Linked DNA regions of Homo sapiens: region 2 is linked to region 1. A link is a loop called in an ENCODE intact Hi-C map of the cell type or tissue named here. Cell type or tissue: MCF 10A. All regions are shown on one strand. Each heading gives the region's core, and the rest is flanking DNA. Links, peaks and the distances in the headings are about the cores only.

Region 1 (8,641 bases), core at 433-8,432:
TTCAAACTAGACATGTGATCTTAGGCAAGTTCTTTACCATCTCAGCCTCAACTCATCTCTAAAATGAAAGGATTGGAATAGATGATGTTGTAGGTCACTTCAGACTTTCAATTTATTTGTTTCACAAAGCTCTGGCTCTAAGAGTTTTAGCCAGATATATAGAATGAAGAATGGGGTAGCTGAGCCCAGAATCTGCCCTGTGAGTTTGAGCTCACTTGTGGATTTTGCACTTTTCATTTTGTTGTCAGGTTTATACTGACCTCCAATTAGTATAATGGAAATATAAATGTCCTGAGAGGCCAGGCTTTCCTTGAAGACCAAGTTTTATTCAACAAAGATGAACATTTGAACTGCAGCAAAACAGACCGTTCGTTCCAGCAATTAATACTGCCCAACACCATTCAAACGTGATGATGTGCAGATGTGAACAGAGTATTCCCTTGTAATTTCTACACCTGTTGTTACTTCCCAAAACTGGCCTATATTTGCTGAGAGAAAGCCACAGGATCAATATTTAATCTTCAAAAAAAAAAAAAAAAAACCCAAAAACCGTAATATAGTATCCTACAGTTTACATCCATTGGGCATGACTTCCAACAGAGAACACCAAACAACGCTGGCCTTAATTGCATCAGAATACATACAAACATCATACATACATCAATATACCTGTAATTTTCAATCATTTCATGTTTTACTTCTTGAAATCCTGATCTATTTGGTTTCTTATCTCCTAGGGTTTAACCTCTAAAACTAGTTGACAAAAATTATAATGAACAGAAATAATTTTTAACAGGTAGATAAAAATAGGTCTTAATTCAAATCAGAGAGTTTTGGAAAAGTCAATAAATTTTTAACATGCTCTCAGTATATCCAAATATTTTGAAAAGTGAGTTCTTTGGAAGTTGCCATAGCAGCAGGTATTTGAGACTAGAAATATCTTTGAGTTTATATGTTATGTTGGTGTCAAAATTGTCTTATTATAGAAAGTGTCACAGATTTTCCATTCAGCATTACTTGGTAACAGTCACGGCAGGTAAGAAAAATCTGAGGAAAGTACCAAGGAAGGCAACTGCTAATACTTCCTTGTTTAACTTAGCCTTTCTAGGCAATTTAAGAAAGAATGAAATACATTACCCAGTGCATATTTCATTCATTCAGTGTAACTCTATTTTTTTAATAACGATATTCAGCACATATCAATAACTAGGTGTATTTATCTGCCAAAGACACACATTATGCTTCACATAATACTTTCAATTTTACTAGGCTAGTTTTGTAAACAGAAGATGATTACTTATTCAACAAAGATCAGACAAAGTAAAATAGCAGAAATGTTAGATGTTACCTCTGTGGTGACATCCAGGGATTCCCCTTCAGGGTGGATTAACTTTACATAGGAATCTAAAATAATTATGACTACACATGCTGAAGAATGAAATGTTCCCATCAGGCAATGATTACGACCAGCATCAAGATAGAATTTCAGCAGGCAATCAGAAATCACCAATTATGCAGAGTATATGCAAGAGATAATGTTGTTGGTGCATAAAAAAGCAGGAATGAATAACTGGATAAGATTTTTAAAGGGAGCAGATGGACTCATTTTGGCTCCTGACAGTTGACTTGTGCGTACTGTATGCACCTGACCCATGGTAACAGCCAACTACCCACACTCATTTGCAAAATGCTCTTCAACCACAATGATAGAAAACAAAGCAGAACAATTCTTGTTCAAACAGAATCTATTTCTTCTATACTTTATCTACCCAAGCCCTTTACTTTTCCCAAAAGCACGAATTTCTAATTTACATTTCAATGATGCATGTAACAATTACTTTATGTGTTTGCCAGCATGTTTTTTGAGATGCTTGTTATCCCACCACAACAGGAGCCACCATTATCTAAGATTTTTCTTGCTGGTTATTCTCTCTCTCTCTTTTATTTTTTTTGAGACGGATTCTCACTCTGCCACCCAAGCTGGAGTGCAGTGGTGCGATCTCAGCACACTGCAACCTCTGCCGCCTGGGTTCAAGCGATTCTCCTCCCTCAGCCTCTGGAGTTCCAGAGTAGCTGGGATTACAGGTGCCTGCCACCATGCCCAGCTAATTTTTTTTATTTTTATTTTTTTTTAGTGGAGATGGGGTTTCACCATCTTGGCCAGGCTAGTCTTGAACTCCTAACCTCGTGATCCACCCACCTCAGCCTCCCAAAATGCTGGGATTACAAGCGTGAGCCACTGCTCCCAACCTGGTTATTCTTAGTGAACCTTTACAGCTTTCTGCTATCAAGGATGGATTGAAGTTTGCAGATTTGGGGCAAGTTTCCATAACACAGAAACAAGAAGGGACATTAGTTTTTATGTAGTTCACGTTTCCACCTTTGAGATGTGAGATAAAGTACATAGAATCAAATACCTTGTCAACAACTAATTCGTGGCAAGGTCAAAACCAGAATGCAGGTGTCCCTAAAACATAGAAGCATAAACCACAATAATTTATTTCTCATAATGTTGTGAGGTGATTGGCTGACTTTTCTGCTGGTTTCACCTGGGCTTACCTGTATGGTTGCATTTAGCTAGAATGTTATCCTGGCCAGAAGGAACAAGATGGCTTCACTCGTCTTGCTGGCTGGGGCACATAGGCTCTCTTTGCAATGGGCTCTTGTCCTCAGGGGGGCTGGGCCAGCTCCCTTTACATGGCAGTCTCAGTCGGTGTTGCAAGAGAGCAAAAGCAAAAGTTGTAAGAACCCTTAAAACCTGGCCAGAACTGGCACTGCCACTCTTGTCCCATTCTGTTGGTGAAAGCTGGCCATATAGACAGATCAGATAAGAGAAGGAGAAATGGATTTCACTTCTTGATGGGAAGAATAGCAAAGAAACATTGCAAAGGAGCATGGTAGAAATCTCCCTAGGTTGTTTGTAAATGCTTTTCTATGTTCGGTCAACAATCTCAACGAGGAAGGACTACATTTCTGTGTCAGCCCAGCCTCTTCATCATTTGCGTCATTGTTGCTGTTGCAGCAAATGGGTTCATCCTAGTTTTTCTGCAAACACTTGGCCAACAGCCAATTTGTAGGGAAATTTATCTGATTTTGGTTGTTTGGCTTTATATAACAGTGAAAACTTTTAAACCATCTAGTAAAAAATAACTAGGTTCTCTTTTAAAATTAACTTGATTTGTAACCTAATACATTTTACAAAGTAATAAAACCTTGAGAAAGCCTTTTCCTGCTCTTAAGTCGAATCCTTAAAGTTTGATTAGTTTCCAACTGAAAGCTGTCGGGTTGAGCAAAATGCCTGTGCTTACAGTTTATGAGAGATGCCATTTGGTAACCTGAAGGTGGCAGATGCAAAGGCCAAAAGTGGAGAATGGTAGTGCGGCCAGGGTCGGGGGCCCCCAGCTGCTTTTTTGATGGGCTTTTTGTCAAAGTCTCTCCTCTAAGGAACGTGACTCCATGCAAGTGGCTGTAGGTCTCAGAATAAATATTTCATTAGTCGTGATGGTTTTGAAAACTTAAAGCTGTGAAGGACACATTGGAATCTCTCTGATTTATGATAAAGCTGAAGGAAATTTGATCATTCCAGTCCTGCCATATGTAGCTGTGAGAAATGTGCAAATGAATTGAACTAGCAAACCCCACAGATTTTGTTTCTTGATTACAAAAAAAAGTCTTAAGTCAGATCAGCTAACAGGCAATTTGAAACAGGGACTTAGCAAGGCAGCTGTTTTAGATGAAATTCCTTTCAGATGCTTCTTTCTCCCTTCCCCCGTCCATATTTTTCTTGCAAGGACTTAGAGCAGCTTATCTTCCAAAATTATTTTGGTGCTGCCTATCAGTGATTAAAAAAAAAAATAAAAGCCTGGCATAGTTCTGTAGGTGCATATGTTACTCCTCTATCAGTTTGCTCTTTGAGAGTGGGTGTTTTACCCATCCTAGTATGCCCACCAATCTTATTCTCTGCACATAATAATTCTTTATATGGTACATATAAGGCATTTAGCACAGAAGCTCAATAAAATGTACAAATCTTTTGAGTATATTATTAAATTTAATTATCATAAATATCTAGAGAGAAAGAGAAGTTAAATGACTTGCCAAACTTTATACAGGAGTTAGATGGCTAAACCAATTTGAACCCAGGGCTCCTGAGTTGTATCTAGGTTCTTTTTCTGTTACAACATGTTTGACATTTCATAATAGGTGCTCAGTAAATATTTATGGAATGAATGAATCCTCATTGTGATTGTCTTTGTTACCAGGCAATGCAGCTTAGTCAACAGAGCATATTTTAGAATCTAAAATTTAGATCAGCACGTCTGTTCTAAAACACAGTGATTCTTTGACTCTTGTCTTCGGTGACCCATGAACAGACCAGACTGGCCAAAAAGGAAGGAAGTGATTCATCGGGTCATTTGGACAAGGACTTCATTTCCCAATATGACAAGTCTTTCAACCCTTGCCCACAGTGATAGGAGCTTGGAGGTAATCAGGCTCAATGAACTGAATTTTCTTTTCTCTGTGGCATAGGTTCACATTCCTTTATCCAAAACTCTTAGATGAAAATTCAAAATATTTTAGATGTTAGAAAGGAAATACAGTGTATATTCTAAATATTCTGCATATACAGGCCTGAGGGTGCACCACACAATAAATATATTAAAATTTATACAGTGAAATAAATATTCTTAGTAGAATAAAGTCTATAAATAGCCTCACATCAGATTAAGGCAGATTTTGCCACTCAAAGAGCTTTGGAGCCAAAATTGCAAAAACATTTACAGTTTCAGAATTTTCAATTTTGGAATTGTGTATAAGAGATTGTAGACTTGAATTCTGGTGATAAGACGAGTCTCATAGAAATATGGGAAAAACTTTCTCTTGAGTGACATTTAAACATTTGGAAAGCAAACAAATGGACACACCGCTTCTCTTCTCTTCTCTGTCTGTGCCAATAAAAGAAAAAAGGCAAGAATTCTTTTCTAGACGGAAGATGTACCTGTATAATGTGCATTTCTCCACTGTCTCAATTTAAATATCCTTCCTTTATAGAGAAAAGCAGTCATGTTGCACCTTTTTAATGCCCATTTGAGTAAGTCCTGTAAGTCACGAGTTCCAGAGAAATCTACATTTCATTTTTATTGCATGTGAACCAAATATCTTACCTGACACGTGTCAAATGTATAAACACAATCTTCAGTTAAGTTTTTCTTTGTCTCTGTGCTTGTTCAGTAACCAAGGGCCTAATAAATGTTACTGGTTTTTTGGCCCAGTGCTGTCAGATTCCCTTAAGTCAGGCCCAATGCAGAAAAAGATCAATGTAGAATCAGTACAAATGCTGTAGGTTGGAGCATCCATCAGTTCAACCAGGAAGAAGGGAGTGGGGTGGGATGTTGTAAAATCATTACTCTTCACAAATTCTACCTCTTGAAATCAGAATCCAAATTTCCTCCATGTCATTTTCAAAGTTCAAAGAGAGTTATTTTCTTAAATTGCACTTCATTCTTTTTAGGAACATCTGTCCCGCTTGTTTCATCTTGTGTGTAAATGAGCTACAATAGCAAAAATTTCTGTCATCTTTGTCACTGATCTGGAATGAAAGTTACCAGAGAGTCTCTTGAGAAATGTGGTGGAGGTAATTGTGAACCCTACAAAAATGTGAGTCCTACATTGCATTTGTTAACCAAAAATCCTGGAAAATGGATATTTTCCTAATATCATCTCTAATAACCAAAATGTCTCTGCATAAATCACATATATAAGGAAGGTGCTTACACTTTCTAGAGTAATAACATTAATAAGAAATCAACTTCAGATAAAGAATAAAATAGCTATTTATGTGGCAAGGTATCTGAGATCTCAGATTATGAAAGTTAGCAAAATAAGATTAAGTCATCCAGGAAAAAGAAGAAAGAATCTACCAGTATGTTGGTCTCTTCTCACGCTGCTATAAATAACTGCCCAAGACTGGGTGATTTATAAAGAAAAAAGTTGTCTAATTGTCTCAGTTCCACATGGCTGGGGAGGTCTCAAGAAACTTATAATCATAGCAGAAGACACCTCTTCACAGGGTGGCAGGAGAGAGAATGAGTGCCCAGCAAACGGGAAAGCCCCTTACAAAACCATCAGATCTCGTGAGAACTCACTCACTATCACGAGAGCAGTATGGGGGAACCACCCCCATGGTTCAATTATCTCCACCTGGTCCAGCCCTTGACACCTGGGGATTATTACAATTCAAGGTGAGATTTGGATGGGGACACAGACCCAAACCATATCAACCAGTTATCTATTACATTTCTAGTTTGAGCTCCCTAATTCTTCTTTCAACTTTTATCCTTCTCTATAATGAGCAGCTAAAGTGACTGTTTACTATGAGAAGTTAGAGCATATTAATCCTCTACATAAAACTGTTTAGTACCTTCCCATTTCACTTTGGAAATATCCAAAATTTTTAGCAAACCCACAAGGCTCTATGAACTGGCCTGGGACTAGCTCTGAAGGTAGGCATGACCTACACCCCTGTTGACCATGCTGTCAACATACTGATCTTCCTCCAGCATTTTCAAAGTGCCACTTTCTTTCTTGCAGAGCTTTTACATGTGCTGTCTAAAATGCCCTATTCCAACTTGCTGGCCTTCAGGTTTCAAATTAAATATCATATCTTCAAGGAGTTTTCCCCTGGTGACGTAGATTTGATTTCAGATACTTACTCGTAAAATCTGGGCCTCATAAAATCTGTGCCTGTCTTTGAAAGAATCCCCAAATACTTTTCATTATGTGATTATTGGTATAATTTTGAATTCATTGCCTATTTTCCTACAAGCTTCTGATTTCTTTCAGGCCTGAAATTGCACCTGTTTACTCTTTACTCCATTCCCAGTGCCTGGAAAACCTCCTTGAACATGCAAAGCATCCATGAATACTTAAATGAGATGTGACTTTTATCATATATATCTTTTCTTATTGAAGAGTCCCTCACTTGTGAAGGGAGTCACTTGCCTTGTGCCTCCTGAACAGTTTCTCATAGAGGCGGAATGAACATAGTCATATTTCCCTAGGCAGTTGATGTGAGAACTGAAGGCAGCGGTTCATGATTCATGGGGAAAGGCCCAGGTGAGGATTGAGGCCACCCAATTCTCCAGGCTCTCCCCACCCACTTCAGCGTTTGTCAATTCACACTTCTCATTTGTCAAATGTGAAAATAATGCCTCCCCAACTCCTCACAAAATTATATCAGAAGTAGGCTGGGTGCAGTGGCTCACGCCTGTAATCCCAGCACTTTGGGAGGCCAAGGCAGGCAGATCATGAGGTCAGGAGATCGACACCATCCTGGCTAACACGGTGAAACCCCCGTCTCTACTGAAAATACAAAAAAAAAAAAAAAAATTAGTCGGGCATGGCTGCATGTGCCTGTAGTCCCAGCTACTTGGGAGGCTGAGGCAGAAGAATGGCATGAACCCAGGGGTGGAGCTTGCAGTGAGCTGAGATTGCACCACTGCACTCCAGCCTGGGCGACAGAGCAAGACTCCGTCTCAAAAAAAAAAAAAAAAAAAAATTAGAAGCAAGGAGATGAAGATGAAGGTTGTGTGAAACATGCTATATAATTTAACTATAGTAAATTCCTTTTTTTAACTTTTATTTTAGGTTTGAGGGTGCATATAAAGGTGTGTTACATAGGTCAACATATGTCCTGGGGGTTTTTTATACAGATTATTTCATCACTCAGGTGTTAAGCCTAGTACCCAATAGTATCTTTTCTGCTGCTCCCCCTCCTCCACCCTCCCCTCTCAAGTAGATCTGAGTGTCTGTTGTTTCCTTTTTTGTGTCCATGAGTTCTTATCATTTAGCTCCCACTTATAAGTGAGAACATGCAGTTTTGGTTTTGTGTTCTTGTGTTAGTTTGCTAAGGATAATAGCCTCCAGCTCCATTCATGTTCCAGCAAAAGATATGATCTCGTTCTCTTTTATGGGTGCATAATATTCCATGGTGTATATGTGCCACATTTTTTAATCCAATCTGTCATTGATGGGCATTTAGGTGGATTCCATATCTTTGCTATCATGAATAGTGCTGCAGTGAACATTCACATGCATGTGTCTTTATGGTAGAACAATTTATATTCCTCTGGGCACATATCAAGTAATGGGATTGCTAGGTTGAATGGCAGTTCTGCTTCTATCTCTTTGAGGAATCACCATACTGTTTTCCACAATGGTTGAACCAATTTACACTCCCACCAACTGTGTATAAGTGTTCCATTTTCTCCACTACCTTTCCAGCATCTGTTATTTTTTGACTTCTTAATAAGAGCTATTCCGACTGGTGAGAGATGGTATCTCATTGTGGTTTTGATTTGCATTTCTCTAATGATCAGTGATATTGAGCTTTATTCCTATGCTTGTTGGCCACATGTATGTCTTCTTTTGAGAAATGTCTGTTCATGCCCTTTGCCCACTTTCTAATGGGGTTGTTTTTCTCATGCTCCCACATACTTCTGTAATCTAAACCAAGCTGTACCAAAGGGAAAGAGATGTAGTTTTCCAAATACACCTCCAAATGATAAGAGTATTATAATAAATAAATAACAGAGATTCCTTGAATTATATGTTAGCTTTCTGGAAAACAGAAGACAACATT
Region 2 (8,641 bases), core at 191-8,190, 57 kb after region 1:
AGACCAGCCTGACCAACATGGTGAAACCCCGTCTCTACTAAAAATAAAAAAATCAGCCGAGGGTGGTGGCGGATGCCTGTAATCCCAGCTACTCAAGAGGCTGAGGCAGGAGAATTGCTTGAACCCAGGAGGTGGAGGTTGCAGCGAGCCGAGATCGTGCCACTGCACTCCAGCCTGGGGACAGAGTGAGATGCCATCTCCCACCCACCCCACCAAAAAAAAAAAAAGGTAAGGAATGTTTTCTGAAACTATTATTCTGGTGTTTACAATATGTGGTCAGTATTTGTGTTTGTATTTGTGCTAGGCCAAAATTTCCACAGGGCATGTTCAAAAAATGTTGTGAGCCATTGATAGAGAAAGGGGTGGAGAAGTGACAGGAGATGTGACAGGCCTGTCTAGAATCTCACAGCTGGGAAGCTGGTAGTCCTTCTAACTTTGCCCTCTTTACAAGACTGGGAGACCATGCTGTTCCAAGGCCAGGAGTTTATTCCTCTGCAGACATTCCTGGGGCTGATGACTAGGGAGAACTGGGCGAAAATCACCCTAGGATGCAATGGACAGTGGTGCCAGAAGCTCAAGCCCAGGAATTCCCTGGCCATACATGGATCCCTATGTCCTAGAGCATTTGGGATGGGAAGCCTGACTGCCAGGTGCTCATGGTGATCCCATTGATATGGTGGTGATGAAGCTCTGGCATCTATCTACCATGGTCTTCTGCTAGTCTCCAGGGACTTGGACACCATTGCCCCCTCTACTGGAATGGAAGCTGGGATGAATAAAAATCCAGGTCTGTGGGTGGGATGCAAAGTTTTGCTTTCCTCCCACCTGTACCTTTAAGACTGTGGTGCTAGCCTCTTTATGCAGCCAATGCAAGAATCAGGCCTCTCTATTTTTGAGTGAGAAAAGAATGAAACAAATGTTTTGTAAATTCCAAAACCTTGTTATTTAAGATCAGATATCTTACAGTGTTCTGAAGAAAGAATGTATAATCAAGATGTGAGCAATAGAAAGTGATTAATTCCTGGCATTATTACAAAAATGTTAAGTTATGATTCAAGAAGATCTGACTGTACTTACTAAAGAAAAATACTCACCCAAGTGAAGACTGAACAGAGAGCTTTCCACTAGAATGTGGAAAAGAGTTCATCTGTTCTTCGTGGTCATGGAGGTGCTCTGCACCTCATGGACTCCAGGGAAGCCTGGATCTCAGAGGAGCCACATGCAGAGAAAGAGGTAGTTTGCTCACAAGCATCACGGAGACAGTGATGTCAGAGATTGCAATTTCTATTCTGCCCCAGGCTCAGGTTCAATTTTAAGACCACTGGAGTCATCTCTGGGCACAATGCTATAGCATCAAATACTTGGAGGCTATGGGGAACGTAAGGCAGGGGCCTCATGCTTTGGGCCACCTTCTGATTACCTGGTCCTCCAGGTAATCAAGCTTGAGGACCACCTATCATGTGCCACTGCCCTCTTTTGAGTCTTATTTTTGAATCATCTCCTCCAGTCATCCATCCATCCCTGAGGCTGCTCAGTGTCCTCCTCCTGCCTTGAAGGAGATGGAGGAAAGAAGGATGATGCACTTTGGTTCCATGGAGGCTTACAAGAGCACCGTGGAACTATTCTGCTTTGAGGAACTCTGCATGTAAATTTGTGTGCATGTAACGTATACACAGACTCACTGCTCTTTCAGAGAGCTTGGAATCACTCCTACACGGGCTACAGGTGAAAAGGAGCAGAGCAGGGAGGAGAGAAACCTCACAAACAATGCCACTGTCTCTACGTGAGAGGGAGAAGGTGCCCTCATCTCCTCCTTATCCCCTTCCAATGGCTAAGATGTGCATGCCTACCTCTCAGGAAGACTATCATAACATGTTAATGAGGTATACAATTGAGTAACACTGCACATGTAAGTGAAATTATGCAACTACATCAGAAAATTGGTATGAGAATGCATTATTGAGATGCAAGTGCCCTATTTCTAAAAATATGTCGCTCGCTGTTTTACACACACACGTGTGCACACATGCTCCATTTCTACCACCCCCCACCAACCCCAGCCACTAGTAAGGGGTTTTCCAAGTCACATGTTGGAAATCCTACATTATTCAGGGTAACAAGGAAAGTGACAAAGGAGTTAGGTTTTAGCTGGAGATCCACAGTTGATTGTACCTCACTGGTTATTGGTCAAGAAGGCTTATTCTTATTTGTAAGAGTGTATAACCGGCTGCCTTTTGAACCAGTCCACACATTTAACACAGAATTGAAGTTTTAGCAAGGACGAGTCACTCCAGGATGTGGCTGTGTGTTTCCAGAATAGTCCTAGACATATTTGAGTGAGAAAGAAATTCAATGTGTTGCAGACTCCATATATTAAATTTTTCTGTTGCCCACCTTTTTGTGTATTTTTCAGATATGTTTTATACTCTAAATCAGGAGCATTTTGCCAGGAATTTCCCTCAGAACCTCTTAAAAAGTCTGTACATTTGGAGATAAATGAAATCCATATGTTCCTGATTTATTCTCACTTTCTTCATCAAAACGTTACTTTCTACAAGGCACTTGATCATCAATAAGCTATATGAGATTTTTAAAGGCCTTTTTTTCCCTAGAAAAGGGAAAACACATTTGATCAATAACATAGTTATAAAGTCAAAGTTACACAAGAATTTATAAAGATATATTGTTTTACTATTTAACTTTAATAACTTAGGCTATAGATATTTGGAAACTCACCAATCATTGTCAGAAAAATGCACATTTTTGTTTTTTTCTTCACAGGATAAACACACTTTTTTATTTATCTTTACAGTGACTTTCTAAAAAATTTGGTTCAAGATCTAGAAATGTACTTATCTTACATTTCAATACATCTAAATATAAATACCTTTTACAGAAAAATCCTAAATCTGTAAACATGAACATATAGTCATAATACATAGTTCTATGCACATAATATAATAGAAGACAATACTTCTCTCTCTAGACACAGAGCTCACTGAAGACGACAGGGATGTCTTCCTCATCTTGGTATCTGCACAAAGTAGGTCCTTGATAAATATTTGTTGACCAAATGAAAACATTAAAAATAACACTAAGGAACACTTTTATAGAAAAAAGTCTGCTGTTTCAGACCTCAAAGGGATGCCAGTTGAACAAGAAAGACTGTGTCAACAAGACAATACACTAACTCATACTACAGTCTTATTTTAAAATTGATTAAGGCCAAGTGCGGTGGCTCATGCCTGTAATCCCAGCACTTTGGGAGGCCAAGGCAGGCAGATCACAAGGTCAGAAGATCAAGACCATCTTGGCTAATACAGTGAAACCCCATCTCTACTAAAAATACAAAAACAAAATTAGCCGGGTGTGGTGGCGGGCACCTGTAGTCCCAGCTACTCGGGAGGCTGAGGCGGGAGAATGGGGTGAACCTGGGAGGTAGAGTTTGCAGTGAGCCGAGATCGCACCACTGTACTCCAGCCTGGGAGACAGAGCGAGACTCCATCAAAAGAAAACAAAAACAAACAAACAAAAAAATGATTAAAAGTGCATGGCTGAGGGCAGGAGGGAGTGGGGGATGTTCTCAATCATACAGCTGTTTAGCTTTTCCCAGCATAGCTCCTTTTTGAGAAGAGGAGTTGGGAGTTGGAGTTGGTTACAGGGCTGGAGATTAATTTACATTCAAACTTTTAATGTTAACATGATCATTATACTTCAGAAATAATATTTTTGTCTATGTAGCATTTTATACATATATACACACATACATACACATATAAAATATAAATATATACAACAAATATGTATTTGTTTTGTGTATTTGCTCAGCTATATCTAATTCTACATGTAAATTCGTGTGCATGTAACATATACACTATATATGTAATATGAATTTATATATTATTTATAAAGGAGAATAAGGTAAGACAATACCATTGCAGTTCATATATTCCTTTTACATCACATATTATTTACCTAAAGAACATTATTTTCTTTTGGACCCTTCAAGGAGGCTGGCAATGATTTCTGATGTCTGAAGCTTGTTCACACTCATAATTTTATAGGAATTACCAAAGAGTAAAACATGAAACTCCCTAGAGACACTCAAGAAACTTAAAGCCTTCCTAATTGATATAATCAAGTTTCTAGAATCACAAAAGAATAAAGAAAACTTGTTTGAGGCTACATTCCCCATCAAAGATTTTCACTGGATTATTTTTTAAGCTGCAAAGACGATGAAATGGAGACCAAAAAGATCTGAACAGCAACATTTTCCCACATACCAGCATTGCTGACTTCTAAACATAAAGCCATTCATCAGAGTTTCAGGCTCACAGAATTCCCTGTTTCCACAGAACCCACATTCACCTTTATGCAAAAATGCTGATTCAGAACAGACATTGTGAGGAATATTTAGATGTGTGGCAACTCTTTCAGTTCTAAACACTGGATGTGGAGTATAAACGTGGAGAAAGGAACTTGTGAAAGCAGGAACTGGTATAATTCGCTCTGGGGCAAGACTTCAAAATGCAAATAACAGAGGAATAATAATGCTATTAGTCATTCAAACCTTAGTGGATATTAGTTTAGTCAAGGCTGCTGTCATTCTCATTAAAATCAGCTGCTGCTTTTAGCCTTTCTCATCACCCACCCCTGCGGAGATTTTATGGTGAAAGTATAGAACAGAAAAAAGGCATTGTGGAGGTAGGGAGTGGGAGTGGGGAGCAAGTAAGCACAGCATGATTTGAGAGACAATTGCCAGTAATAAAAAATAAATAAAATGTGAAAGAATATCCCAAATGAACTTGATCTATTTTGGAATTTTGACAAAGCCACATCAGGTACCAGAAAACTGTCTTCTTTCTCTTGTCTTCTTCCCTCCCACACTATACCATGACCACCTGCTCCTAGAAGACAGTTCCCTACCCCACACTCACAGGACGAAGTCCAACACAGCACTGTGGTGACTTCATCTCCATAGATGGTTTATGGGTTTCTGTTTCACATAACCCCAGAAGTGATTTCTGTAATAGAATCGGTAGAAGTTAGAGACTTCCTGTTATAAGCTCACAGTGGTTTCCAAGTGATTACAGAAACAGGGTTTTTTATCAAACCAGATAGGGGAGAGGAAGCTCTTCATTTGTCAGTTACTGGGCATATGTAATACACTGTGCACTGATCAAAGCACAGGGCAACAAACTGATGCATCAATGGTTGTCTCTTCTAGGAAATCACAGTCTTGTAGGTACTGCAGATGTTCTTACAGTTTGATGTGAGTGGTGCAAACAAGCAAGGCCAATTTAAAATTTGTTTGGGTGGTAGAAACTTTTTCCAGTATTCCATATTCACAGGCAAAGTGGATTGATAAAATCCAGTGGTGTTTGCAATGACTGACTAGTGACAATGGAAGATTATCTAGATGAATCAATAGCAATGAATGTCTGCATTCACATCCTGATTACATGTGAGGTCCTAGGATCTGGGTCCCAAAGTCGAGTAGCTCCAGCTCATGCATGTAAATGTGCTGAATGGGTAAGAGTGGGCAAAAGAGACAAGCCAAAACGTTTCTCAGGCTAAAGGAGATTGGACATGAGAACGAAATAAGACACATCTAAGTGCAAAAGACTAAAGCCAGTTATTAGCTCTCTCTTTAGCTCTCTCTCTCTCTCTATATATATATAATATAAAACATATTTATATATGGTATATATGTATGTGTATATATAATGTATGTATGTATGATATATATGTATATATTTATATATGTACGCATATATAAAATATTATATAATACATATATATAAACTACTCTCTCCTAGTTTGCTTAATTCAACACGCTCATGTTCTCTCTACGTGTGTGTGTGTGTGTGTGTGTGTGTGTGTGTATGTGTATTAGGAGATTTCCTATGCCTGATTATCATAGCACAAGGTGATGATGTGCTATGCCCCTGGGCATGGGGAAAGTGGGGTTAAAGGTACCCTCTGAGTTTAGACATTTAACATGCTGTCTTAGATGAACACGTATTAGCATTTTAGCAAAAAAGAAGCTGGTGAAGGAATGATAAAAATAGAAGAGCCAGTGAAGGAAAAGCTAATATAACCTATTAATGTATAAAATATTTTTAAAGTTATTTTTGTTTTTTGTTTGTTTTTGGTGGAGACAGAATCTCGCTATGTTGCCCAGACTGGTCCAGAACTCCTGGCCTCAAGTATTCCTCCCACCTTGGCCTTCCAAAGTTCTGGGATTACAGGTGTGAGCCACTGTGCTTGTGGAATTGTCAGGGAATGATTTATAGTGAAGTTGTGTCAATAAATGTAATCTGAAGAGTGATGTGCAAGTTCTTATGCAAAGAATGACAGCCAGCAAACAAAATACAAAATGATTTTTGATAAAATGTTCAGATAAGAAAATTAAAAAATTAGTTTGACTGCATGATCTAGCCATAGTTTTCTCAGACCCTTATCTTCCTATTTAATAGGCAAAAACTATTACAGAGACCTAATTTAATAATCTCTAGAACAGCTTTAATATATTTTTACATTTAATCTTGTTTTTGAAGAAAAGGTATAGTACAAAGCAATAGTTTCCACAAAAGAAAAGAAGAACACTTCAAATCACTTGAATTAAAAAAAGAAATAAGTATATATATATATATATCTTCTGTAGGAGATGCAAACTGAAGATAATGAATTAAAATTAACTGAAAGAAATATAATATTCCATCACATACAATACGTAGATATTGTTCTGGTGTTAAAATAATTTATTGAAATATTTTTCCTTTCTCTGAGTTAAAAATAAAAATTAAGTTGTTCAAAATGTCATTTTTTATAGTGCAGAATATCAATAATATGTCCAAAAGATACCTGTGATGAAAATATTATATAGGATTTGCTAAATGCATGCAACTTATTTCAAAATGATTTCAGAAGAATTCCACTGTCACAGTTCTGTTTCCCAGCAGCAGTGGCACCACCAGTAACCAGGCAGATACTGGCTTTTCTGGTTCAGAAGAGCAAAGAATGTTGACAGAAAGCACCACCCAGTGATTCATGTGTCACAAGAAGGTTTAAATCATTCTTCAGTAGAAGAATTTCCAAGGTTATTCCTTCCCACAAGCTTTGTATATAAGTCACTCTGCTATTCCCATGGTTACCAAAAGGGGAGAAAAAAACAGTATACTTCAAATTTCAACTGCTTTGCTGTTCAATCCCAAGCATAAAGTGACCTTCATCTGAACACTGTCTCCTAGAAAGTTTATTTTTTTCAATTGATTTGGATATGACCTGTCCCTTTGAAAACAATGTACAAGTATCCCAAACAGACAACAATAACATTTATCTTCTATACACATAATAAAAGCTAGAGTTTTGCATCCAGCTACACTGCTTAACTTTAAATAATCTGAGAGGATTGGACAGCAAGGAAATTACCCAGAAAACTATCATCTGGCAAAATTTTATAAACGAAGCAAAATGGAAAGATAGAAAAAATGATTCTTTGAGTTGGGTTGTTGGGCCCAGTAAGCCATGTGAAGGATTCCCATTAGCTCCAGTTAAAGGGACTATTTTAAGCTTTGTAGTTAAAAGGAGTTATTAAGATACAAAAGGACAAACCATCCAGGTTACATGGCTCATGAGTCCTACTAACTCCTTTTTCCTCAAGGAAATATAAGAAAGCAAACAAGCAAAACAAAACAAAAAGATTTGTAAACCAAAAATAAAATTCTAAGGCCCCCTCAACCATCTGAATAGACTTTCTCCTTGGCAGGGCCTCTTTTAAAATTTAACCTGAGAGACCGTTTCAGGCCATGAAGGGAAATGGGAGTTGGACATGTCTCATTACACCTCTCCAGCATTGACATCAACACAGACCTTAAGTCTCATAAGAAGCATTTTACAGTCTCTCCTCTCTGAAGCCTGCTACCTGGAGGCTGTATCTGCATGATTCAACTTTGGTCTCCACAACCTCTTATCTTAACCTAGACATTCCTTTCTATTGATCCCAGGTCTTTAGGTGAACTCAACCAATTGTCAACCAGGAAATTTTTAAGTCTACCTGTAAGCTGGAAACCCCCACTCCACCCCCAACTTACACCCAGCTTCAAGTTGTCCCACCTTTCTGAACGGAACCTATTTATTTATTTATTTGTTTTAAAAAAGGAGTCTTGTTCTGTCGCCCAGGCTGGAGTGCAGTGGTGTGATCTTGGCTCACTGCAACCTGTGCCTCCCAGGTTCAAGCACTTCTCCTGCCTCAGCCTCCTGAGTAGCTGGGACTACAAGCACGTGCCACCACGTCTAGCTAACTTTTTAAAATTTGTTTACTAGAGACAGGGTTTCACCATGTTGGTCAGGCTGGTCTTGAACTCCTGACCTCAAGTGATCCACCTACCTCGGCCTCCCAAACTGCTGGGATTACAGGCATGAGCCACCACACCCAGCTGAACCAATGTATTTCTTAAGTATATTTGATTGAAGTCTCATGTCTCCCTAAAATGTATAAAAGCTGCACCCCAGCCACCTTGGGCACATGTTCTCAGGACCTCCTGAGGGGCTTTGTCATGGTCACTCATATTGGGCTCAGAATAAATCTTTCTAAATATTTTACTAGAGTTTGAATCTTTTTGTCGACAGACTGCAA

What was found. A loop is a pair of places that touch in the nucleus more often than their neighbours do. Peaks named below come from ENCODE experiments on the same cell type or tissue, not always from the same donor. Only the 100,000 strongest peaks of a DNase experiment are listed, where the experiment ranks them.
Region 2: it touches region 1 in a loop (1.8-fold over the local background); 8 of 110 quality-filtered maps call a loop at or near these places.

Annotation. Positions count from the first base shown.
Region 1 is chr2:150,582,725-150,591,365 of GRCh38, reverse strand. No RefSeq gene overlaps it. Among named protein-coding and RNA genes, the nearest start is that of LINC01920, 15 kb to the right of the region's middle. RefSeq lists an enhancer at 4,277-4,571. In MCF 10A, for the core only: no CTCF peak of the experiment used is centred there; a DNase peak (open chromatin) is centred at 4,375.
Region 2 is chr2:150,525,456-150,534,096 of GRCh38, reverse strand. No RefSeq gene overlaps it. Among named protein-coding and RNA genes, the nearest start is that of RND3, 42 kb to the right of the region's middle. RefSeq lists enhancers at 4,877-4,936, 4,947-5,026. In MCF 10A, for the core only: no CTCF peak of the experiment used is centred there; DNase peaks (open chromatin) are centred at 4,466 and 7,056.